Regions from separate parts of the Mus musculus genome. Here regions 1 and 3 are each linked to region 2. The links are chromatin loops, found by intact Hi-C in ENCODE. Cell type or tissue: heart. All regions are shown on one strand. Region 1 has its middle 11 kb from the start of Sypl2. Region 2 has its middle 9.9 kb from the start of Gm40122. Region 3 has its middle 5.1 kb from the start of Psma5.

Region 1 (8,000 bases), 72 kb after region 2:
CAGACTTTGTAACATTTTTTAAAAAGTCAGTGAAGTTACTGCATGCGGATTCTCATTCCTCCCCCTCCCTCTCTCCTATGGCAGCCTCAAAGCTGCTTGCATCAAAACACCAAGTGAACTCATCGAAGTTCTGTCAATGCGGACTCTCAACTTAAACAAGCTTCAGCCAAGAAAGCGATGCATTGCCTCGTATAACTGAAGAATCCAAGCGTCTTCATCATGGCTGTGTCTAAGAGCTCAAATTACACCATCAGATCCCGATTCTCTGTCTCTGTGTGGCTCTCTGCCTATTTCTCTGCCTCTCTATTTTTGTCTTTCTCTTTCCACTTGGCTTTTCTCTGTGCTGGCCTCATTTCCCAGGATACCCTCCTCAGTGGCCCATATCAGTCTTGGCTTATATCTTTACCTGCTGTTCCCTGCACAGTGTTGAGGGATGAACCCAGGACTAGTAATCTATCTCTGAGCTATATCCACAGCCCTGGATACACTCGATTTACCTAGAGATCAAACCTAGGGTCTTGTATATTATTACCTCTTATTGGGACTACTACAGTAACGGCCATCTGGGCTCCCCAGTCATTCTTATATCCCTTTAGTCCTTTTTTACATATTAGCCATCGTGATTAGTGTGAATTTAATTTTACATTTATGTATATTTTACTTTATTTATTATTTATTCATTAAATTTTATTCATATATATTTATATTTGTGGGGACATGTATATGATAGGTATGTATTTGGAGGTCAGAGAAAAACTTTGTGGAGTTGTTTTTCTCCTCCCACTGTATAATTACCAGGCACCCAAGTCAGGTGGTCGGGCTTCTTGGCAAGAGCCTTTATCTGCTGAGCCACCTTGCTGGCCCTGTGTAGTGTGTGCTTTGAGACAGAGCCTTACCTGGTTGGCCTAAGAACTTGCTATGTAAGGCCTCATGGCATTCTCTCATCTCAGCCTCCCACCTGCTGAGATTCCCATGTTCAAGTCACAAAACCCATGAGGACCACCTGCCTGTCTGTTTTGTTGGGTTGGGATAGTCTCCTGTGGCTCAGTTGGATAGGTAGCTGAAGAGGACCTTGCACACCGGATCCTCTTGTGTTTACTTACTGATGTATACCACCACACCAAAAACATGATATTTTTAAAAAATGTGTGTGTGGATGCTTTCCCTGTATGTACGTCTGTGCATGTGTGCATTGTGTGTGCCCAGTGACCATGCATGCCGGTTCCCTGGAACTGGGGTTACAGATGGTTGTGAGTTCCCATATGTGCTGAAAACCCCACCCAGGTCACCTGTAAGAGAAGCCAGTGCTCTTCACTTTGGAGCCACCACTCTATCCCTGCTCCTGACTTATCTGATAATGACATTTTAAAGGAATTGTTATCTTGATATTATCTTACATAAAAAAAATCTTTCAACAAGACTCCTGAGATTTCAACCCAGTCTTTCCAGTTCATTCTGTGGTTTCCCCTTGGGTTTACCAGGCTACAGACACAACTGACCTCTCTACTTCCCCATCGTGTCGAGCTCCCCTGTGCCTGCCTCACAGCATCCATCTGTACAACTCCTTATTCTTTGAATGCTCAGTACCATTTTCCTATCTCCACTTAACTATGGAACAAGAGCTGCTCTGTGAGTATAGAGAAGGCTTCTCCTCTTCAGGAATTCATATATTTGTAACCTCTCCCCTGGAAAAAAAAAATTAGTACAGTATGAAAACTGCAATAGAAGTATCACCAGAGGGGGAAAATATTTATATTTCTGTGAGCCAGGAAAGGGAACAGAAGTAGAGGCAGGAGCATGTCCCAGGAGAGAGGCAAGAAACAGAAGAGATACAAACTCTGGGCATCCCTGGAGAATAGAGGAAGGAGGTGATGAATGACTGTGGTGATTGGAAAGAAAATGGCCCCATAGCCGAGCAGTGGTGGCACACGCCTTTAATCCCAGCACTTGGGAGGTAGAAGCAGGCGGATTTCTGAGTTTGAGGCCAGTCTCGTCTACAGAATGAGTTCCAGGACAGCCAGGGCTACACAGAGAAACCCTGTCTCGAAAAACCAAAAGAAAAAAGGAAAAGGAAAAAAGAAAATGGCCCCTTAGCCTCAGAGGGAGTGGCACTGTTAGGAGGTGTGGCCTTGTTAGAGGAAGTGTGTCACTGGGGGTGGGCTTTGAGAGTTCAAATGCTCAAGCCACCAGTGTGGCAATCTTTCTTCTTTGATGCCTGTGGAAGTAGAACTCTCAGCTCCTTCTCCAGTAATATGTTTGCCTGCATACCGCCATGCTCCTGCCATGATGATAATGGACTAAACCTCAGAAACTGTAAGCCAGCCCCAGTTAAATGTTGTCCTTTTTAAGAGTTGTCATAGTCATGGTGTCTCTTCACAGCAATAGAAACCCTAACTAAGACAATAGATGATTCCGTTAGAAATGGTTTGCATACTGTGGAAAGAGAGGTCTCTTTTTGCATAACATGCAAAGACAGGGGTCCCTCACAAAACAATTTTATGTAAAGAACAAATATAAACAGACATCAGTCAGAATGCTATTAAATTGCAGCAGTGGTGGGGGTTCAGGGATAGAGCACCAAAGTAGTCCAAGGAAGTGATCATAACTGAGCTGAGGTGGAGATTGTGGGAATGGAGAGGAGATGGCTAAGAAAAATTTGAGAGGTAGAGCAAGCAGAGCTTAGTTATGTGCAGCTCACTTCTAGTAGTCACATCCTGTATCCAGTAAGTGCATATGTAAGGTAAGCCCATGCTGTTATGAAGTTAGAAATAGAGCGGAAAATGCTGGGGTGCAAGGAAGGAGGATCATGAGTTCAAAGCCAGACTGAGCTACTTGGCAAGTCCTAGGCCAGTCTGGGCTACATAACAAGACCTTAACTCAAGAACCAAACAAAATTATATAGAGCAAAGTAGAAGTATAGCAAATGGAAGTTATTTTCGATAGGATGATTTGACAAGAGAAAGTGACACTTCAGTAGAGACTTAAATGAGGTGAGGAAATGAGCAGTGTGGATATTGGGAGGAAGGGTCCTCCCGGCAGAGTGAAGAGTCAGTACAGAGATCCAGCAATGAGCCTGCCCTGTGGCTGAGAACAAGTAAAACCATGGGAACTGAAGCCCAGAGACCAGGAGAGAAAGTCATAACATAGCAAGAGGCTGGGTCATGGAAGTGTGTGCTGGCTAGTGTTTTGTTGTTTGCTTTGCTTTTTGTTTTGTTTGTTTGTTTTGTTTTGTTTTGTTTTGTTTTTTTGTCAATTTGACATAGTCTGGGGTCATCTGAGAAGAGTGAACTTCAACTGAGAAAATAATAATGATTGATGTTGGAGAGCAAGCCAGCACTCCTGCATGGCTTCTGCTTCAATTCTTGCCTGGTCTTCCCTCCATGATAGACTACAACTATAAGCTAAAAGAAACCCTTTCCTCCCCAAGTTGCTTTTGCTCATGATGTTTTATCATAACAGTAGGAACCTGAGACAAACTGTGATGCAAACCATTAGAAAAAGTTTGAACAGAGGAATGGCACCTCTGTGTGTCCTGTAGACAGACTATCCTGGATGAATGGTAGAGAAGGTTTCCAGTGAGAAAGAAAGGCTATAGAAGACAGCTCAGTGGATAAAGAGCCTGCTGTAAAAGGCAAAGGCTTTAGTTTAGAATTCTAGAACCCACCTATAAGGCAGGTGCAATGGTTCATGTCTATACCTCCAGACCTGAAAGTAGACAGGAAATTCCTGAGGGGCCTCTGGCCAGCCAGTCCAGGAAAAAAAATGGCAAACTTCAGTGAAAGGCACTGTCTAAAACAAACAAACAAGCAAAAAACAGAGAGAGAGAGAGAGAGAGAGAGAGAGAGAGAGAGAGAGAGAGAGAGAGAGAGAGAGAGGAGAATGTGGAGAGTTCTGGGGCTGGAAAGGTTAAGAGCACTGGCTGCTATTCTAGAAGTCCTGAGTTCAATTCCCAGCAACCACATGGTGGCTCATAACCATCTGTAGTGAGATTTGGTGCCCTCTTCTGGTCTGGAGGCATACATGCAGGCAGAATGCTGTATACATAATAAATAAATCTAGAAGAAGAAGGGAGCAGGGTGCAAGGGGGAGGAGGAGGGAAAGAGGAAGAGGAGGAAGAAGGAGAAGAAGGACGACAACCAACAACAATGGCATTCTGAGAGACTGGAGAGATGGCTCAGCGGCAAGAGCACTGGCTGCTCTTTCAGAGGTCCTGAGTTCAGTTCCCAGCATTCAATTCCCACTTCCAGTGCCCTCTTCTGGCATGCAGTTGTACATGCAGGTAGCATACTCATTTGTAAAATAAATCTTAAAAACAAAAACAAAAATTATTTCTTTTTTTTATTATTATTATATATAAGTACACTGTCGCTGTCTTCAGACACTCCAGAAGAGGGAGTCAGATTTTGTTACGGATGGTTGTGAGCCACCATGTGGTTGCTGGGATTTGAACTCCGGACCTTCGGGAAGAGCAGTCGGGTGCTCTTACCCACTGAGCCATCTCACCAGCCCCCAAAAACTATTTCTTAAACAAAAAGAAGATATTCTGGCTTTACACACGTCTACACAGGTGAGTGCACCCACCTTCGCATGCATGCGCGCACACACACCTTTTCTTTAAAATAAGAAACCTAACTGAAGGGATGTTATGGCTCAGGTTGGACTCATGATGAGGGCAGTAGGAATAGAGACAAGAGCAGCTGTAGCATGGTGTCAGGAGCATGAGGTGGCTATTCACCTTGTGTCCATCGCCAGGAAACAAAGACAGATGACGGTTACTGCTCAGCCGCCTTTCCTTTCAGACTTACCATGAGGGTGTCTCCCAGGCCTTTCTAAATCCAGTCAACTTCACAATGACTAGTGAGCATCACCATCACTGAGGTAAGAGATGAGCAAGGGAAGAAGGTTTGAGCAGCAGGAGATCGGAGCTCAGGGTTTAAGAATACGTTATTTATTTATATATATTTTTGTGGGTGTACGTGTGTGTGCACCTACATGCAGATGCCTAAGGAAGCCAGCACCAGCTCCATCTGTCTCTGCTTCCTGTGAGAGAAAAGAACATTTGGATCCCCTGGAGCTGGAGTTACAGGAAGGTAGGAACCACCGAATGTAGGTGTTGGGTGTCTTTCCTCTGCAAAAGCAACAAGAGCTCTCAACTGCTGAGCCATCCCTCTAGACCCCAAAATTCAGTCTTGGAAATCTTGAGTTTGATATGCTCAGGATGACCATGAATAGTAAAGATGAGTGGAGTTTCAAGGGAAAGGCTGAGGTTGGAGACACACACTCTTAGAATCAATGACATATAAATGATTCTCTGTTAGGCAGGGTCTCAATGTGCAGTCCCAGATAGCCTTTTAAAAATCACTTTGTATGCAAGGTGGCCTCATACTTGCAGAAATCCACCTGCCTCTGCCTCTTAAGTACCAGAATTAAAACTATGTGCCACCACACCTACCTTATTTTCATTGATTTATTTTTGAGATGGGTATACATGTATATAGCCCTGGCTAGTCTGGAACTTTCTATGTATATCAGGCTGGCCTTGAACTCACAGATATCTACCTGTCTCTGCCTCCCAAGTGCTGGCACTAAGGGCATATACTACCACTCTTGGTTTGTTGCTATTTTTTTTCCTTGTGCAAATATAAAGAGGTTTATTCACTTGTTACTGGGTATAAAACATAACATATAAAAAGCCACCTTCTCTCTCTTTAGTGTGAACATCTTGTGCTATCTGTGGCCACCTCAGGCTTCTCACCATCATCAGCATAGTCTGCAAGGCCACACAGCACACAGGCCAAAGCACTGCAGCCCCAGCAGGTGTATACACACTGCCCACACAGGGCCCGCTCACACTGGCTGCAGACCGCCTTCCCATCCACAGATCTTATGCATGACGAACAAGCGATGGGCGCTGTCCTGGGAAGGCCACCTTCTGAGGCCTGAGCTTGGCACCGTGTCAGTCGGCTATCAGATCCAATCAACATCTGTCCTCTCGCAGTTTGAGGGGCTCCCACCACACCAGACTTCAGTGACTCCCGCAGGTGGTTCACGGAACAAATCTTCGCTCGATATGTGATCTCTATAGGCCCGAACCCCTTGGAAAAGGAGCTGCTTGGTTCTTTCGAAGACCTCGTGTGAGTAGCGCTCGGCGAACACACCGTGGCTCAGCATTTTCAGGCCCACGTGGCCTTTGAGTTGGAGCGGGGCTGCGTCTGCAAACGGGCAGCTCCACTTGGGCATGGCAGCGGGTACCAGACACAGCCCTCAGCAGCGCGCAGCGCGTAGAGCACACGTCACGGCGCCCTCGGACCGCGGCGGAGCGGTTTGTTGCTATTTTTAATCGTGTGTATTTGTATGTCTCTGTGTGTGGCCACACACACGTGGGGGCAGGTGACCCAGAAGTCAAGAAGACGACACTGGATCCCTCGGAGCTGGAGCTTCAGGACATTATAAGTCGCTGGACAGGGGTCCTAGAACCAAACGGATCTTCTGCGAGAGCGTACTCTTAACTACTGCATCATCTCTCAATCACCTATAAATGATATTTTTCTGGAAAATAAACATAAAAATTAAGTATTGGGCTGGAGAGATGAATGGCTCATTGATTAAAAGTACTGGCTGCTTTTGCAGAGAACCCAGGTTCAGTTCTCAGCATGGAACTTGAGGCTCACGATCATCTGTAACTCCAGTTCCAGGGCATCTGATGCTCTCTTTGGACCTCCACAACCACCAAGCACATGTGTGGTGCAAACAATCATCACACACACATAAGTACACATAAATAAAGCTTTAAAAAAATAAGTGTTAGTTCAAGAGCAGAAGACTAGAACATTCCAAATTCTTAAAAGTTAAGGGAAAGCCGGGCGTGGTGGCGCACGCCTTTAATCCCAGCACTTGGGAGGCAGAGGCAGGCGGATTTCTGAGTTCGAGGCCAGCCTGGTCTACAAAGTGAGTTCCAGGACAGCCAGGGCTACACAGAGAAACCCTGTCTCGAAAAACCAAAAAAAAAAAAAAAAAAAAAAAAAAAAAAAAAAAAAAAGTTAAGGGAAAAGTCGGGATCTAATGAAGAATTTGGGAAAGAATGGCTAGTAAGATGAGGAGAAAATCAAAGGACAAAGACAAGGAGGTCGTTTAAGAAAGACGTGGCCATCACACCAGCTGTTGTTTATGTCAAGAAAGTGAGAACGGGGTAGACAGCATGAAGACAACTTGTGACCTGGACGAGAACAATCAACACAGCAGAAAGGAAGGGAGGCATTCACTATGTGAAGGGAAGCAGAGAAACCACCCTGTGCAAACTGGCACAGCGGTCGGTCGGTCGCAGGCCACCAAGGGAGGGAGGGCTTGAGCAAGGAGGGAGGAAATGCTGCTGATGTGAGAGGAGGGCCAGTGTGAAAGAGAAGTCCTCAAGCAGGTGCATGCTCCGCAGACAGGGAGAGGTTGCAAGCATAGGTTCTGCACAAGACAAAGCCTACATGCGAATGGATTAAACCATTTAGAGAGAATGTATAAAACATGGAAACTAAGGACAGATTTTTGAAAGTTTAAAAAAAAATTTTTTAATGGTTAGGAGTAAGGGGCAAAGGTGGAGGACAAAAAACTTAAAGAAACATCTATTTTCCAGATTTTTAATGCCTGTGCCACAAGACATATTGTCGTCCATTCTGTCCCTCCTCCACCCTGCAAAGCCTTCCCTCCCCTGGATTTCATCTCCATCTGTCATAGTGCTTTATATATATCTTTATTAGCACTTACCCCATTGCATTTATGTATCTACTTCTGCAAACAAGATCCTCCTCCCATCCCTCCCTAAGACCCATGTTCGCCAATGATTCTAAAAGTGCTTACCATAATTAAGTGCTGACCATAGATGTGCTCAATAAAAGATGCTTGGGAATGGGAGCTGTGGAGCACAGAGTAATATACAAGCATCACAAAGTGTGAATATGTCTTTTATGTCTTTCTAAAAGCAGGGTATATGTTGGAAAGAATTCACCAGT
Region 2 (8,000 bases):
TGCAGCCTTACATCTCCATGCTCAATTCTGTGGGTTATTCTTGGAAGAGTCCATTAGTTTCCGACCACAGTGGCCATGCTGTGCTGTAGGAGATTAGAAACTCCTTCTGGGAGTGATGCTGACTGTAAGTGATGGAAGGAAGCTGAGGAGGAGTTGGTGGTTCAGGAGAAAGGCACAGGCTTAGCAAATCATGGAGAACGCTGAGTGCAAAAACATATCAGGGGGGCTGGAGAGATGGCTCAGTGGTTTCTGCTCTTCCAGCAGTCCTGAGTTCAATTCCCAGCAACTACATGGTGGCTCATAACCATCTATGCTGGACTCTGATGTCCTCTTCTGGCATGCAGGTGTATATGCAGATAGAGCACTCATATGCATAATACATACATATATATGTACACACACATATCAAGTCTGGGCAATGATGGTACATACCTTTAGTCCCAGCACTCTGGAGGCAGAGGCAGGTGAATTTCTGTGAGTTTGGAGCCAGCCAGGTCCACAGAGCAAGTTCCACAACACCAGGGCTACAAAGAGAAATCCTGTCTCAAAAAACCAAAAACAAAACAAAAAAACCCAGAACCTTTGCATGCTGCCTCATTCGCTGCCTTGAGTTCACATGAGCATTGACTCTGTTATGTAGATCTTGATTCCTTGGGGTCCTCCATCCTCTCTCGTTCTTACATTCTTTCTGCTCCCAGGATTCCCTGAGTCCCGAGGGAAGAGATTTGATGGAGACTTCTGTTGCGGGCTGAGTATTTCAAGGTACCTCACTCTCTGTATATTGTCTGGCTGTGTGTCTCTGAATTTGTTCCTATAACCTTCTCTGATGATGGCTAAGTAAGGCACTGATCTATGAGCAGAGCAAAATGTCACTGGGAGTTGTTTGCTACATTCTTTTAATAGAGCAGTAGCACTTGGCTTTACCTTAGGCCCCTAAGCTATCTAGTCTCAGGTTCTTGGTTCCCCCAAACAGTGTCAGGTGTGGGTTGGCTATCTCCAATTGATAATTACTTGCAAATGAAAATTTAATTTCCTCTAAGGGAGTCTCCCTGGGGGAACAAACTACTCTGGCTGTGTGTCCAGCAGTACTGGCCAGCAGAGAACAAATTCAGCGGCAGCTTTGGTGGTCCCTTGTTCCATAATGTAATGTCAGAGATTTTTGTTTCTTAAACTTCTCCGTCTCTCTGTCTCTTCCTCTCACTCTACAGGTCCTTTGCGTATCTTCTGTGGCTACCAGTTTGGTGTTTTTAAGGGATTCCTGAGTGTGTAAGTGGGTCTCCACATCTGTATCTATTTTTTATGAGTTTTCTTGGACTCATTCCTTTAGTTTGTTTGTTTTGTCCTATTCTGATGTGTTTGATTATATTGTATTATATTATATTGTATTATATATATATAGTACATAGTGTTTTCTAATGAGAGACAGAAAGGGGATAGAACCAGATGAAGGGATGTGGGGATGAACTGGGAGGAGTAGAGGGAAGGGAAACTGTAATCAGGATGAATTGTATTAAAAACAAACGTATTTTCAATAAAGGAAAAAAATATCAGGAACCCTGAATGGATATACACCCTTGTAATCTTAGCACTCAAGAGGCTGAGGCAGGAGGATCATGAATTCAAGGTTAGCTTATGCTACATTTGAGACTGTCTCAAAGAAAGGAAAGATCTGAGACAATGGCTCGGGTTAAAGCGCTTATGGTGCAGGCAAGAGGATGTGAGCCTGATCCCCAGAATTCACGTAAAGATAGCAATAGTGATAGCAGGTGCATGCAACTCTAGTACAGGGAGGCAGAGACAGGGTCCCCAGGGCTTTTTGGAGCAGCTAGTCTAGCCTAAAGGGTAAGTTCTTATGAGAGACCCTGTCTCAAAAGAGATGTAAGGCGTTTCCAAAGATGACACCCACACTTGCTCTGTGGCCTCCACATGGGTGCACAGACATATGCACATGCCCTAGTCATCATGACCACTCACACACAGATACAGGGACATGCACACAAACACACACACACACAGAGAGAGAGAGAGAGAGAGAGAGAGAGAGAGAGAAAGAGAGAGAGAGAGGCAGAGAAGGAAGGAAGAAGGAAGGAAGGAAGGAAGGAAGGAAGGAAGGAAGGAAGATGAAGAAAAGAAATTATCAAGATGTCCATCTTGAGTCGTTCACTTGACAGGAAAATAATTTGCATGTAGGAAAGAAGGGAGAATAGAAGGGAGAATAGACAGGCAGCTCTATGGGGTTGCAGGGGTCTTGTGAGCCTGGCTGAGGGGTCACACTTGGACATCAACACAGCAAAATGTTGTGGTCAGGGAAACCAGGGTCTATCCCCAGTGATCTTTGAGAGTCAACAGTTAAATATGACTGAACCTACAAGTTCCAGAGAAAAGGGAGCTAAACTAAACACTTTGGCTTTTCCTTGTGTTTTGAGACCAGAGAGAGGAGCATAAAGTGTGTATGTCATGAAGGAGCTAGGATGTAGGACCGATGGAAAAGGAAGGCCAGAGGGAACACAGAGAACCGGCCAGGCCAGAGGGGAGCAGACACGGAGATCAATGCTCCTCTGATTTCCAGTGGAGTCTTTAGAACTTAGGCCAGGTAACTGTGTGCAGGCTGCGTGTCTGATCTTTGGGGAGGAAATGAAAAGGGACAGAGGAGCAGTTTGGATACCAGAAACCCCCCCATTTAGGTTCCTGACGTCCTAAAACGCTGCCCAGGCTGACCCATGGGGGTGTGGCACCCAAGGCCAGCTTCCGATGCCCAACTGAAGACCAACTTTAGCCTTGGCCTATGAACAAAGAGCTGGGCTGATTTCCCCTCTGGAAAGAACCAAACCAGCCCTGGGTGTCATCTTGGAGCCACTTCTGCTCTATGTCTCTGGGGGAAAACTGTTCAAGTGTCTTGTGGTTAGCCCAACCCAACCAGGCCCAAGTGTGCACAAGGGAAAGCTAATTCTTTCCTCTCCAAGCTGGCCACCACCTCATGGTCTTTCTCCTTAGCAACTCTTCGTTCGTCCTAGTTCTCTCCCTGTACTTCTGGAATACCCACGATCAGAAAGAACCATGCCTTACTTGGCTCTCATGCCCATCTGACCACACTCCGAGACCGTTAACTCTGATCGGCTCCTTTGGGATTGAGAGATGTCTTGTGAGTGCCCCCTCAGAGTGCGTGATAAAGAGTGCTATGTAGAATCTGTCTTTCTTACAGTTTGGCTTTTAGGAATAATCTAGAGAGCGTCTACAGCTTCATACTGAGGCAGGGGGACCCTGGATAAGAAGGCTCAAGATGGGAAAAGAGAACCAACCAATCTGAGAGGTTTCAGGGCCCTCCGCCTGCACTGGTACATTTTAGCCACAGGAGGGCAGTGTTGGCCACAGAGCTCTGAAGAGTTACTGCAGTGTCTTGCTACACAGCTTCTCTTTGCCAACCCCACACCTGCTTTCTTTATCCTGGGGGCTTGTGGTCTCTTGGGCACCTTTCCACATGGCTGCAGTCTCGGCTGTGAAGGGTGGGCAGGAGGGACAGATCTCCCAAGAGAAAAGGCTGTGGCGGGTTTGATGAACTGATGTCCCCGCAGCTCCCCTGTGTGGACAGGTTAGCTTCCGTAAGCCTCGGCTTCTGATGAATAGTTGAATCGAGACTGCTGGCCGGGGAATGTCGTTTCCTGTGTGCATTTTGATCTGAGCCAACAGCTATGGTCTTTGGGTAGCTCCTGGCGGGCTCCATCTGTGGCCCTGACGCTTCAAAGGCTCACTGCCTGGGCAGGTGGGATAGAAGATGAACGAAACTGGACACTTTGGTCTCTCCAAATGGGTCTCTTCTTGGAATCACAGCCAGACAGAAAGAGTGCCCAGGAGTCGGGGATGGCCCAAGAAAGGGATAAACATAATCAATTGGGTCTGATCGGTTTGTGTTTGAAGTTTCAAATGGTGCTAGGGCTGGCTGGCAATGTATACTCTTCAACCCAGGCTACCCCTAAAAACCACGGGGCCATATTGACTTGCTCTGAATTAGAGGCTGCAGAAATCCCAGGCCCCTCCCTCCAGAGCCTTCTTGGGGATCCTAAAATACCCCCTCCTCTTCTTCTGACTTTGCTCTCAGCTCCCCCAGTACTTAGAGAGCACAGCTCACTGGCCTGTTCAGCCCTCAAGGCAGCCCCGCCCACACACCCCTGCTCTTGCCTTGTGCCCTTCTGACCCCAACCATTCTCTTCCTGGTCCTGAAATTACACACCAGGCCCCTGGAGAGTCTCTGTGGCACCTCAGCTTCCCTAGTGGGGCATCTGATCCCACGCTTGGGGGCTGACCCTCCGAGCACAGAGCACAAGGCGTGGCCTGGTTCTTTTCCCTAAGCTTCCCGTTCTTTGGACTGACTGCCCCATTTTCTCGCCTTTTCTGCCTTTCTTATTTGGCTCTTTTGTTTCCCTCCTTCCTCCCTCCTCCTCTCTGGCTCCAGGCTTTGGGTCAGCTCTCCACTCTCCTCCTGTCTCTGCTTGAATGTACACCTTTTACTTCCTCCCCTGCACTGAGCACACTGAAGCGCTGGTCCCTGCCTCCCTGGATGAGGGAAGGAATAGCAGAGGGAGGCTGGGCCAGCGGCCAGACTTGCCTTTAGCCTCTGGCTTGGGTATCTGGGACCTGTGTCTGGGAGAGTCCTCGACAGAGCCTCAGGCCTATGGAGCTGGCGGGGACCAGGGTTGAAGACCACTGCACCAAGTGACTGCAAGCAGAGAATAGGATATGACAGCAAGCAAGGGGAAGCCATCTCTCTCTCTCTCTTTCTCTCTCTCTCTCTCTCTCTCTCTCTCACACACACACACACACACACGAGAGAGAGAGAGAGAGAGAGAGAGAGAAGGGGAGGGAGGGAGGGAGGGAGAGAGAGAGAGAGAGAGAGAGAGAGAGAGAGAGAGAGAGAGAGAGAGAGAGATTCTGTAGCCTCTACTTCTGCCTCCCTAGACAGAATTCTGGGCCAGAAACCCTCTCAATGGCCACTGGAGGGCCCTGTCTATTCCTCCAGGGTGCAGATGCAGGGGCCCAGGTGGCTGCCAGCAAAATGCAGCTGGGGACTGGAGTGGAAGCTGCACCCTCAGGAAACAGGCCACACTTTCACCCCAGCCAGTTCCCGGCCTAATTAGAGACCGGAACGGCATTGATCGTCCCTGGGCTCATTATGTCACAGCTGGGGAACAGCTGGCCAGTCTTTTCCAGGCCATTAGCTGCGCCATGAAGTGGAGAAAAGGCGGGGGGGGGGGGGGGGGGGGGGAGTGAGCGAGCAGGATCAATACCCTGTCTGTGTGTGGGGGAAACAGCTTGGTGGCTGCCTCCCCTGGCTCTCTGGGCTGTGTTTCTCTCAAAGGCTGCCTCCTGCGCACAAGCTTCGAGTTCACACGTGGAAACCCAGCTCTAACCATCTGGGAGCTTGGTGAGTGAGATAGACACACTTTGGGGCCAGTGCTGGCCCAGTTCTGGGGACCATTCCAACCTTCTCTCCCAGGGTAATGGGAGGGGAAAGACTCGTATTACCTACCCAGTCTCAAAGGGGACCTTAAAAGTCCAGGTCCTCTCCACTCCTGCAGCAAGATGACACCCAAGGCAGCTGCTTCTCTTGGCCCCTGGCCACTTCAGTGTGCCCCTGGGCTCAGTTGGGTTTGGTTTCCTGTGAGATGGGGAAATGACAGCTCTTCTGATCCTTAGGGAATAGGGGTGATGGAAGGAAGAGATGACAGCTCTCCCCTGCCCCCCACACCCCGTCCCTGGCCTGAGGCTCAGCTGGGTGACACCTGAGGCAAGCTACCTGACCCCAGGAGTTCGAGGGAGCCCAGAATTGCTTAGTAAACTGACTCTTTACTTTCAGAGTTTTAAAGTGTCAAACCTGGGGTGGGGGTGGGGGGAAACCTCTGAAAAATCATGGGCTTCTCTCTCATTTGATTTAGTGAGAGATGGTGAGGCTGAGTGTTGAGCTCTGCCGTGCCTGCCTGAGTCGTCTTCTGTCAGATGCTCCTTCCGGGCCTCAGCCACCCCTCGCAAGCATCCCACATTGAGTTTTCACGGAGCCCTGAGGTCTCCCAGGCTCATGTCCTCGAGTTTCTGGCAGAGGTGGGAGAGGAGTGTTCGCTTTTGCCCTTCTTCCCACACAGCACGGCCATGAGAAACCGCGAGAGTCCCTAGGCCTCTCAGAGCCCCAGCTGCTGCAGTGCCAGACAGCGGTTCTGCCCCTGTGAACAGAGGCCAGCTACATACAACCTCCTCTGCTCTCCGGACTGCTAGGACAGCCCCTGCAGAGTCCGTCGTGAATGAAGCACAGACAGGCAGACAGACAGACAGACAGTGGTCTGAATTCTAGACTTGAACTCTATCCAGCTGAGTTCCAGCCCTTAGAAACCAGTACTTGGCTCTAAGTAGAAGCACATGGAAGGGAAGGGCACTGGGAATGTGTGTTACAGATGAGGAGGCTGTGTCCCTGGGAAGAGGCTTTGCTCAAGGTGAGATCTTCTCCACCAAATCAGAAAACACCCCCTACCCTCATCCCCACCCCTACCCTTGCTCCCAGTCCCCAACCTCTGCTCAGGGCTCTTAGAACAGTGATGAGATCTAGGACTGTCACGGGCATGTTGGTTACACCACCAGAGTCATCTATCAGATGAACTTCAGTAATGGAAAGGAGCAGTGACTACCTAAGAGGCTTAGCAGAGACCACTGGGCTCCACTCTGTCTGACGGTGAGCCATCTGTCTGTCTGCAGTCAAGCAGTGCTCAGGGCAGACAGAGTCTGGGGATAACTTTACCTCAGCTAAACTCCCTCTAGCCAGGCACACAGGAATAGACTAGAAACCAGGGTTGCTCTTCCTTCTAACATTGGGAGAGAAGGGGTTGTCTACAGGAGATAGATGCTGACATAGCAACAGGACCAGGGAGCAGGGAGCACGTAAGTGGGGCTTCCTGGGGCCACTGGCATCTTTGTTTCCTGTGTGCACAGGATGCTAATCTCTGTTTTCTTCTCTTGGACTCAGAACAGGGAGGGAAGGAGTGACAGCCTCAGCATCAGGGACTTAGATGTTGAATCCCTGTGGTTCAAGCTGGAATATGAGGGCTGGGGAGCAAGGGATGGCTGGAGCAGCTGGAGCAGGAGCCCCAGAACAGGGTATTTCAGGGACTAAGATCTAGCAGTGGAAGTCTTGTGATTGAAAAACAGAGCGCTGAGAATCAAGGACACCAGAGAGAGCCCCCTCTCCAAGCAGAGAAGGGGTCCAGGAAGGGGAACAAAGGGAGACAAAGATGCCTGTGGGGAGGAACATGGCTAAAGTCCCCAGTTTGTTCCCTTGGTGGCCTATGGCAAATCCTAGGCCAGATCAGGGCAAGTTCTGATGTGTAAGAAGTCCGCCACCACGGCCTTGAGGCTTACATGAAGGAATGTGGGGGAAAGGCTTTTACAAGGGTTCAGACCTCAGCAGTGATTTTCATTCTGTCTGCCAGTGGGTGGGAGGCAGCATTAGAACCCTGCTTCCTTAGCTGTCAGAGTAGCTGGATCGTATACAACACTGTGTGCCCGAGGATTTCCGTCACACGGGACAAAAGCAGAGGGCTTTTCTTCTAGAAGGGACTACCCAGGCCACTCAAGCAGATGTTTATGAATCTGTAACGACATCCGTCAGTCCCCACAGCATCTCTGCTTACACAGAGAGCATCAGAAACCAAGACATGTGCACTTACACAGCTGCACACATGAACACAAATATACGCACCATTGCCAAGCTCTGGTGGCTGTACCAACAGCCACCTCTTTCTGGTGGCCAGGTGGCCTTAGTTTTCCATCCATAAGAGAGACCATCCCCATGAGAGTGACCACAAGGAGAGTCCCCGGGTGAGAAGCTGAGAGGCCTGGGGGGAGGGGCAGCGCAGCACTCACTGGCTGTAGCTTCCTGAGAGAAACAAAGTACTCTGTGATATGCCTGCTGCCACATTTCATGGCTCACAGAGTTCTGCCACATATATTTTTATGTTAAT
Region 3 (8,000 bases), 86 kb after region 2:
ACGGAAACTTCTAGAGCAAAGTTGGCAAAGTATTAACTATAACAATTGATCTCAGAGGACACAACTGTTCTTCTGTCTGTGGCCCGCCCTTCTTTCTCTCTCTCTCTCTCTCTCTCTCTCTCTCTCTCTCTCTCTCTCTCTCTTTCTTTCTCTCTCTTTCTTTCTTTTTCCTTCTTTCTTTTTTCTTTCTCTCTCTCTCTCTTTTCCTTCTTTCTTTTTTTTTGAGTTTTTTTGTTTGTTTGGTTTTTGGTTTTTTGGTTGATTTTTGTTGTTGTTGTTTGTTTTGGTTTGGTTTTTAGAGACAGGGTTTCTCTGTATAGCCCTAGTTGTACTAAAGACCAGGTTGGCCTTGAACTCACAGAGATCCTCCTGCTTCTGCCTACCAAATGCTGGGATTGAAGGCATGTGCCACCACTGCCCAACATGTGTGACCCACCCTAGATTCCCCTCATCCTTAGTATCACCTCAGCAGGTCTTGATGAAGTAGGTGGTGATATGATCCAAATCTTAACAAATCCAATCTTCTCTGCTCAGATTTTTTTCTACGTGTTCCCTAAGTTACAATGGGCCATAGGAATAATTGGAGGCCTTTCAATGTATCACCTGGGCTTTGAGCAGGCCTATGTGCTCATACTGCTCAGAGTCAATTACTTCTGTTGTGATACTGGTGCCTCTTTTTACTAACTGGTCTCTGGACTTAAGAAGTTTAGAATGGCCCAGCACTGGGAACAAGCACTCACTGCTTGTAGCTCAACTGGATACTTGCCGTGTTTCCTAATTAGGAGGAGGACTGGTCCTGCCAATCCCAGATTTGAGATATTGAAAATAGTGGGTCACTGTTAGGAAAGGTAAGTCCAGTCTTTGGTCAGCAGGCATGTCTCCATGTCTCAGTGGGATCATAATATGTATTACACATCCCAAATTCTTTCAGAGTTACCTCTGAGCAGCCCTTCACTTTGACCATAATAAAATCACTCTAGCTCACTATGAGGCAAGGCTCCTGCATCGTGTAGCACTATCAGTGGATTCCATGGGCCCAACTCTTGTATCACAGCTTTTTTATTCTAAAGCAAAAATCTGCTTCACAGTATCGTATGCTTGTGGATTGTGTATGCCATAAGTTCCAAATATACCAAGAGTTACAGCAACAGTTCTTCGAAGATCTGTGAGTAGGAAAAGAGAATCAATACTCAGAACAGGTGTACCACTGTGAGAAGGGACCACTGTCCCCTCCAGAATAAAAGGCAACCCACTATAGTCAACTGGTCAGTAATATGGCCAGGTGATCTTCATGAGGAGTAATGCCATACTAGGGCCCAGAGGTATTCCAACGTCACTAAGTTTTCATTACTCTAACAAATGCCTATGAGAGGTTAACCCAGATGTTGGCCATCTTAAATGTTTAGTGAAGCATACATTAATCTACTTCGGGCCTCTTTCCTGTCTTTGTGCCTGCCTACCAAGACAGCCCCTCAAGAGATAAAAGGAGAAGGAGAGGAAAAGATAGAGGATGAGGAAATAATTGCCTCATATTGTTGTGTCCGGCCAGCAGATCACAACATGGGTCACAGGAGCTGACAAACCCTTAAAGCTGTAGTCCACAAGATTGAGACCCAAGAGAAGCAGTGTCTAATTGACTCCTGTCTAAAAACAAGAACTGGGAGGATCAATGGCTTAAGTCTGAGTCTGAAAGCGGGAAATCCTGAGAATCAAGAAGAGCTGATGTTTCAGTTCAAACCTAAAGGCAGATTCTCACCTTAAGCAGCCAGGTCATGGCTCCCTCTTATCAGCCTTTTTGTTCTAGTCAGGTTTTCTACTGATGGGGGTGGTGGGGAGGTTCATCACAGAGGGAAGGCAAAGTACGGTACTGGGTCTACCAATTCAGATGTTAATCTTATTCAGAAACACCCTCACTGACACTCCTCGAATAGTATTTGATTGTATATCTGGGAACTCAATGGCCCAGTCACACACAACAGTAGGCACCACAAATTTCGAAGTTCATCTTTTCACACCTCTGATGCCTTCCGTATAAACACTCCTGGAATATATGGCCAAAGTGGGGATGAATCTCTAATAGACAGTAGGATAACTTGGACATTTCTACTTTGTTTCTCTGGCCAGATCTTGCTGGTCTTTCAGGGAACTGGATCTCATAGAATCTGGTGAGTGAACAGTACCATCTGGTCTCCAGTACATGGACAGTGGAGTGACACCACTCCCATAATTATGCATGGGTTCCAGCTCTGTCAGGGGTTCCCCAGTTACTGGCCTAGGACAGCAGAGAACTTAGTGATACTGATGTTCCTCTTACCAGGACATTTTTAGTGGCCTTGATAAATAGGTATCTTTTGGACTCTTCTATAAAACAATGATCTAGTCTTATGTAAATACTAATTCCTGCACAGCAAACCCTCCTATGTTTCTATTTATTCCTTTGTTAAGTATTAGGGTATCTTAGTTAGGGTTTCATTGCTGTGAATAGACACCATGACCAAGGCAACTCTTATAAGGACAACATTTAATTGGGGCTGGCTTACAGGTTCAGAGGTTCAGTCCACTATAATCAAACCAGGTACATGGCAGCATCCAGGCAGTCATGGTGCAGGAGGAGCTGAGAGTTCTACATCTTCATCTGAAAACTGCTAGCAGAGTATTTGCTTCCAGGCAGCTAGGATGAAGGCCTTAGGCCCACAGCCACAATGACACACCTACTCCATCAAGGCTATACCTTCTAATTGTGCCACTCCCTGGGCAGAGCATATACAAACCATCACATGGGGCAACTCAAAAATATTTCTACTTTGATCATAATTTCTCTGGGCTTCTATGACAAATCTACTAGAGACTTTCATTCCCTGGCCCTTGTTAGGGTATTAAATCCTATGTCTGAAAAAATGCTCCCAAGTCAATGAATCTTGATTGTCAAGTTTTAATTTCCAGCCTTTTTGATCAAACGACCTCAAAATTTTGGAATATTTCCTTGTTTTCTGCACATTAGTTAACTCACCTAGTTCTTTGGTAGAAAATCTCCTGTATCAGCTCCCAGCTGGGTTTTACTTGTGTTTGGCTATTAATCTGGCAGCCAGGAGAGGAGGGAGGGACAACTCCTGTGGTTTTATTTGTGGGAGAGTGACTCTGTAGTCATCCTTACGACAGTTGTTTTAGAGAGGCAGACAATTTCTGCCATCTTTGGAAGTATACAGGGACCTGTAGAGCAAGTATCCATAAGGTTGTTCACCTAGGCATCCTAGCCATTGTTTCAGGGTCTCTGGCTTTTTCAAATAGGGGTCTAACCTGCCTTAGCTTCAGATTATATGTCTGAAGCTCTGTGACTATCATGTCTTGAGTCTGAGGCTCATCTGTCTAAGCTCTTCAATTACAAGGATAAAATCTCTTTTATCCTTAAGAGCTACTTAAGAGTTTCTCAGTAACCTGGAGGGAGTAGGGACTCTAAAGGAAGACCAACAGTCAACTAACCCCTTGTGGGCTCCCAGAGACTGAACCACCAACCAAAGAGTGCATACAGGGGCTGGAGCTAGACCCCCCTCATATATGGAACAGATGTGTAGCTTGATCTTTATGACCAACTGGAGTGGGGGGTAGGGGGCTACCCTGACTCTGTTGTCTGCTTGTGGATCCTGTTTCCTGAACTGGGCTGCCTTGTGTGGCTTCAGTGGGAGAGGATGTGCCTTGTCCTGCAGTGGCTTGAGGTGCCAGGGTGGGTTGGTATCAGGGGTGGGGCATAGGGGGTGCATTCCCCTTTTCAAAGGTGAAGAGGAGGGGTAGTTGGAGGGGTCCTGTGAAGGGGGTACAGGGAGAGGGGCTGCACTCGAGATGGAAAGTGGAGAAATAATTTAATAGGAAGAGTTCCTCAGTCCTTCAAACTTGGTCATTCACCAAAGGAGATTAGTTTTTCCATTACTCCTCTTCAGAGCCTGGTTAGCAGTAGCCAGACAACCCCACTGTCCTTATACCTGCCAATGTATTTCACATTCCTGGAATATACTTACAAGGGCTTTCCCTCTACTGGAATATTCTCCAAGTGAGTTACTTGTGCTAGGGACCACTTATCTTCCAATGCTGCTTAGCATGGTGTCCCCTTTACCCAGCAGGAGAAAAACAGACATTCAACTTAAATTTTTTTTTTATTAATTTACTTATTTACATCTCAATCATAGTTCCCCACCCCTTCCTCCCAGTACCTTTCTCATTCGCCTCAACATAAAACCATCCCACAGGCTGCCATTTTTGTTTGTTTATTGACAATGTCCTTTACCTTACAGAAGCTTTTTAGTTTCATGAGGTCTCATTTATTAATTGTTGCTCTTCATGTCTGAGCTGTAGATGTTCTGTTCAGGAAGTTGTTTTGTGTGCCAATGCATTCAAAGCTATCTCCCACTTTCTCCTTTATGAGATTCAGTGTTTCTGGTTTTATGTTGAGGTCTTTTATCCACTTGGGCTTGAGTTTTGTACAAGATGATAACAAGGATCTATGCATTTTTCTATGTGAAGACATCCAGTTATACCAGCACCATTTGTTGAAGATGCTTTTTGTCCATCGTATAGTTGGCTTCTTTGTCAAAAAATCAAGTGTCTGTAGGTGTGTGGAATTATTTCTGGGTCTTTGATTTGATCCCATTGGTCAATCTGGCTATTTTTATGCAAATACCATGCAGTTTTTATTACCATTGCTCTGTAGTACAATTTGAAATGAGGGATGGTGATATCTCCAGAAGTTCTTTTATTGTGCAGGACTGCTTTAGCTATCCTGGGATTTTTGTGTCTCCATATGAAATTGAGCATTGTTCTTTCAAGGTCTGTAAAAAATTGTGTTGGAATTCTAATGGGAATTCCATTGACTTTGTAGATTGCTTTTAGTAAGATGGCCATTTTTATTATTGTTGGGGTTCAGGAGTCACCCCACAAACCACACAAACACTGATCTTAGTCAGACAGGCTGTTTTAAAAGCTCTATATCAAAAAACAACCACATCTGAGGCACTGAAGGCTAGGGTTAAATTTGGAGGACTCAGTTCAGTTCATAACAACTCCTCTTACATATACTGTGGAGAATATATGTTCAAGGTAAAGGGAAGAGAACAGAAAATGCAAGATCCTGCAGACCATGATCCAAGTCTGATTTGTATGAAAGAAGCAATGGTGGTTTGTCTTCAGCCAATGACCTCAAAATCATGGAGCCACAAGTTTGTGTGAGTTCTCCTGCTACACTCAGTCATCATCGAGGAGTGTCAATGACTATTTCTGAAGAAATTTGCAATAATCAAAGCTAAATAAAACTCCCAATGTCCTTGCATTAAAGCAGTTATTTTTAAATATTCCTACAAAATGATTGAGGTTAAAAAAAATTCTCATATAGGGAGGCAGCCAAATTTAAAATGTCTTATTATGTAAATAACAAATCGTAGCTAGAGATAAATGTGGACAGATGGATTTGCAGAACATAATATTTAAGAAGAGCAAAGAGATTTCAATTGATTTGAAATCACTTTAAAAAATCCCTCCATGTTTCCTGCATTTTGCCCAGAAATATCTGACACCAAGTGATCCTGTGTTGTTAACAAATAACTGGTTTTTCTCTAATATTTACTGAGCAATCAGCTTCAGAAAAGTATGTACTTTCAGTGGAATGACAAGGCTTCTAGTCTGTACTTGGAACAGTGCCATGCTTTACTGTAACAGTGTAGATCTTAGACTGTATCTTCAAGTGGGAACTTAAAGGTTCTTTGGAAAGTCAATGGATGGTGTTTTGCTGGGGCAAACATGTGAAGGAAACATTTAGCTGAAGCAGACACAGGGAAAAGGATGTTTTGCTAAAGCAAGCATGTGAAAGGACACGTGAGGAAGGATTCTTTGCTAACACCATACATGTATTGGTCTGCCTTACATTGTGTGGTTGAGCTGCATTTGTCAGAACTCCATAGAAAGAAAATACACCAAAAAACTTCTGGTGGTGTGCTGCAGTTTCTTGCCGAGTTTCCTCAGACTTGGGCTGATTGGCAGTGATGTCAGCTGAGACAGATGCAAGTGCTGAGGCAAGACCAAGGAGGACACCTGATGTTTAGAGGGATATAAATAGGACTTGATGGACAGTGAAGGAGGCTGAACTTCTCCTGGTGTCCCTCAGGGTCCTTCCTGCTGCCTTGTGCTGAGGTTTCGCTGTTCCTAATAAGTAGTGCCACCGCTACTGATTTGTGTTTGCTATCCTGACTCTACTGAACTGGACTGCTGGTGTATCCCTCAAGTGTTTTCAAGTGTATTGAGCTGCCGCTGCTAATCTGTGAACTGAACTGCTGATTTCCAGACAACACAGATGGGAATCGCTCCACAGGACCTTTCTAAACAGATCCACTTCCCCCATATCCTTTCTTTCACACTACCTCTGTGGGTGGTGGGCTAAAAGGGAGGTTATAGCGTTTAAGAACCATCATTAAAAAGGCAACTTGGGGAAGAAAGGGTTTATTTGGTTTATACTTCCAGGTAATAATCGATCACTGAGAGAAGTCAGGACAGAAACTTAAGCAAGTAGAAGCAGAATCATATGAAGAATGCAGCTTGCTGGCTCGCTCACTCTCAAGCTCAAGCTTGGCCAGCTCTATTACATAGTGTTCTACAGACATAGCTATGGGCCAGTTTGATTTAGACAATTCTTCAGCGGAGGGTCGTCTTCCCTGGAGACTATAGGCTGTGTCAAGTAGACAAGGAAGTGTGTGTAGAGGTCAGAGGAAAATCTGCAAGAGTTGGTTCTCTCCTTTAACCATGTAGGTCCTGGGGATGGAACTCAGATTGTCAGGACGGTGGTAGGTGCCTTTTACCACCAGACCATCATATTCCTGGTCTCCGTGACTGTAGGTTTTAGCCAATAAGAAAGTAAGGATACAAACCAAACTTCTACATCGTAAAAGTTATTTTGCCAGGCCTTCCTTGGATTCACATATATACCATCACTCCATACAACATTCAGACCTGGAGACCCATGGTTCAGGACCCAGGATCCAGACTTGACCCTCGGCTTTTCTGTTACTCATCAATGAGAACCTTTCCCATTCCATCTACCTTCTTCTGGCTCCTTCATTACTTTCCTGGGAAGGACATCTGGCTCAACTGTCCACGAGGGAGTCATTTATTGAATTATAGGCAAGACATTCTGTGATGTGCTACAGTAGAAAAACGATGTGACTATGTGTGTGAGAGCACATACAGCTTCTGTGACATCCCTGTCCTCCTCGATTACCTCCCACTTTATTTTTTTGATATACAGTCTCTCACTGAACTCAGAGGTTGAAAGAAAATAAGCTTTCCTTTTTTTTTTTTTAACCCACAATCAGCTAGAGTTACATTTGGTGTTGCCTACCTATAACCCCAGAATTTGGGAGGCTGAGACAGGAAAATGGCCTGGAGTTCTAGGACAACCTAAGCTACATGGTTTCAAGGCGGAGTAGGCTAAAAGTAAGTACTTTCACTAAAAGCAAAACAGAGAACTAGCTTTCCCTTTCAGACAAATATGGCTCATTACACGGCCTCTCCCTCCCTCCTATTCCTTCTCCTTCATGAAGGTATAATTGACAAACAGTAGTTGCTTACATTTACATTATAAAAAATGATGTTTAAAAATATTACTTTTGAGACAGGGTCTCTCTACATAGCCCTGGCTAGCCTGGAACTCACTTGGTATACCAGGCTGGTCTTGAACTTAGAGATTCCCTGCCTCCTGAGTGCTGGGATTAAAGGAACTATCACACCCAACCCAGAATGGTATTTTTAAAAAGACTTTTCAATGTGTGTGTGTGTGTGTGTGTGTGTTTGTGTGTGTGTGTTATGTGTGACACATATATAGGGGCCAGCAGAGAGCAGAAAAAGGCAGTGGATCCCCTAGAGCTAGAATAAAGGGTAGTTATGTGCAGCCTGACTAGGACGCTGAGAACCAAATGTGGGCATCTAGAAGGGAATCAGGTGCTAAGCTATCTCTCCAGCCACCA

What was found. Peaks named below come from ENCODE experiments on the same cell type or tissue, not always from the same donor. Only the 100,000 strongest peaks of a DNase experiment are listed, where the experiment ranks them.
Region 1: a loop joins it to region 2, with 5 times the contacts of the local background. A loop is called at or near these places in 6 of 42 quality-filtered maps.
Region 3: it touches region 2 in a loop (2.4-fold over the local background); 16 of 42 quality-filtered maps call a loop at or near these places.

Annotation. Positions count from the first base shown.
Region 1 is chr3:108,233,672-108,241,671 of GRCm38, forward strand. It overlaps the pseudogene Gm12501. Among named protein-coding and RNA genes, the nearest start is that of Sypl2, 11 kb to the left of the region's middle. In heart, a CTCF peak has its summit at 4,225 (motif pointing left); no DNase peak of the experiment used is centred here; H3K27me3 peaks cover 340 bases.
Region 2 is chr3:108,161,551-108,169,550 of GRCm38, forward strand. No RefSeq gene overlaps it. Among named protein-coding and RNA genes, the nearest start is that of Gm40122, 9.9 kb to the right of the region's middle. In heart, a CTCF peak has its summit at 4,998 (motif pointing right); DNase peaks (open chromatin) are centred at 3,381, 4,221, 5,081, 5,551 and 2 weaker places; H3K4me3 peaks cover 334 bases; H3K27ac peaks cover 785 bases; H3K27me3 peaks cover 1,989 bases.
Region 3 is chr3:108,247,864-108,255,863 of GRCm38, forward strand. No RefSeq gene overlaps it. Among named protein-coding and RNA genes, the nearest start is that of Psma5, 5.1 kb to the right of the region's middle. In heart, no CTCF peak of the experiment used is centred here; no DNase peak of the experiment used is centred here.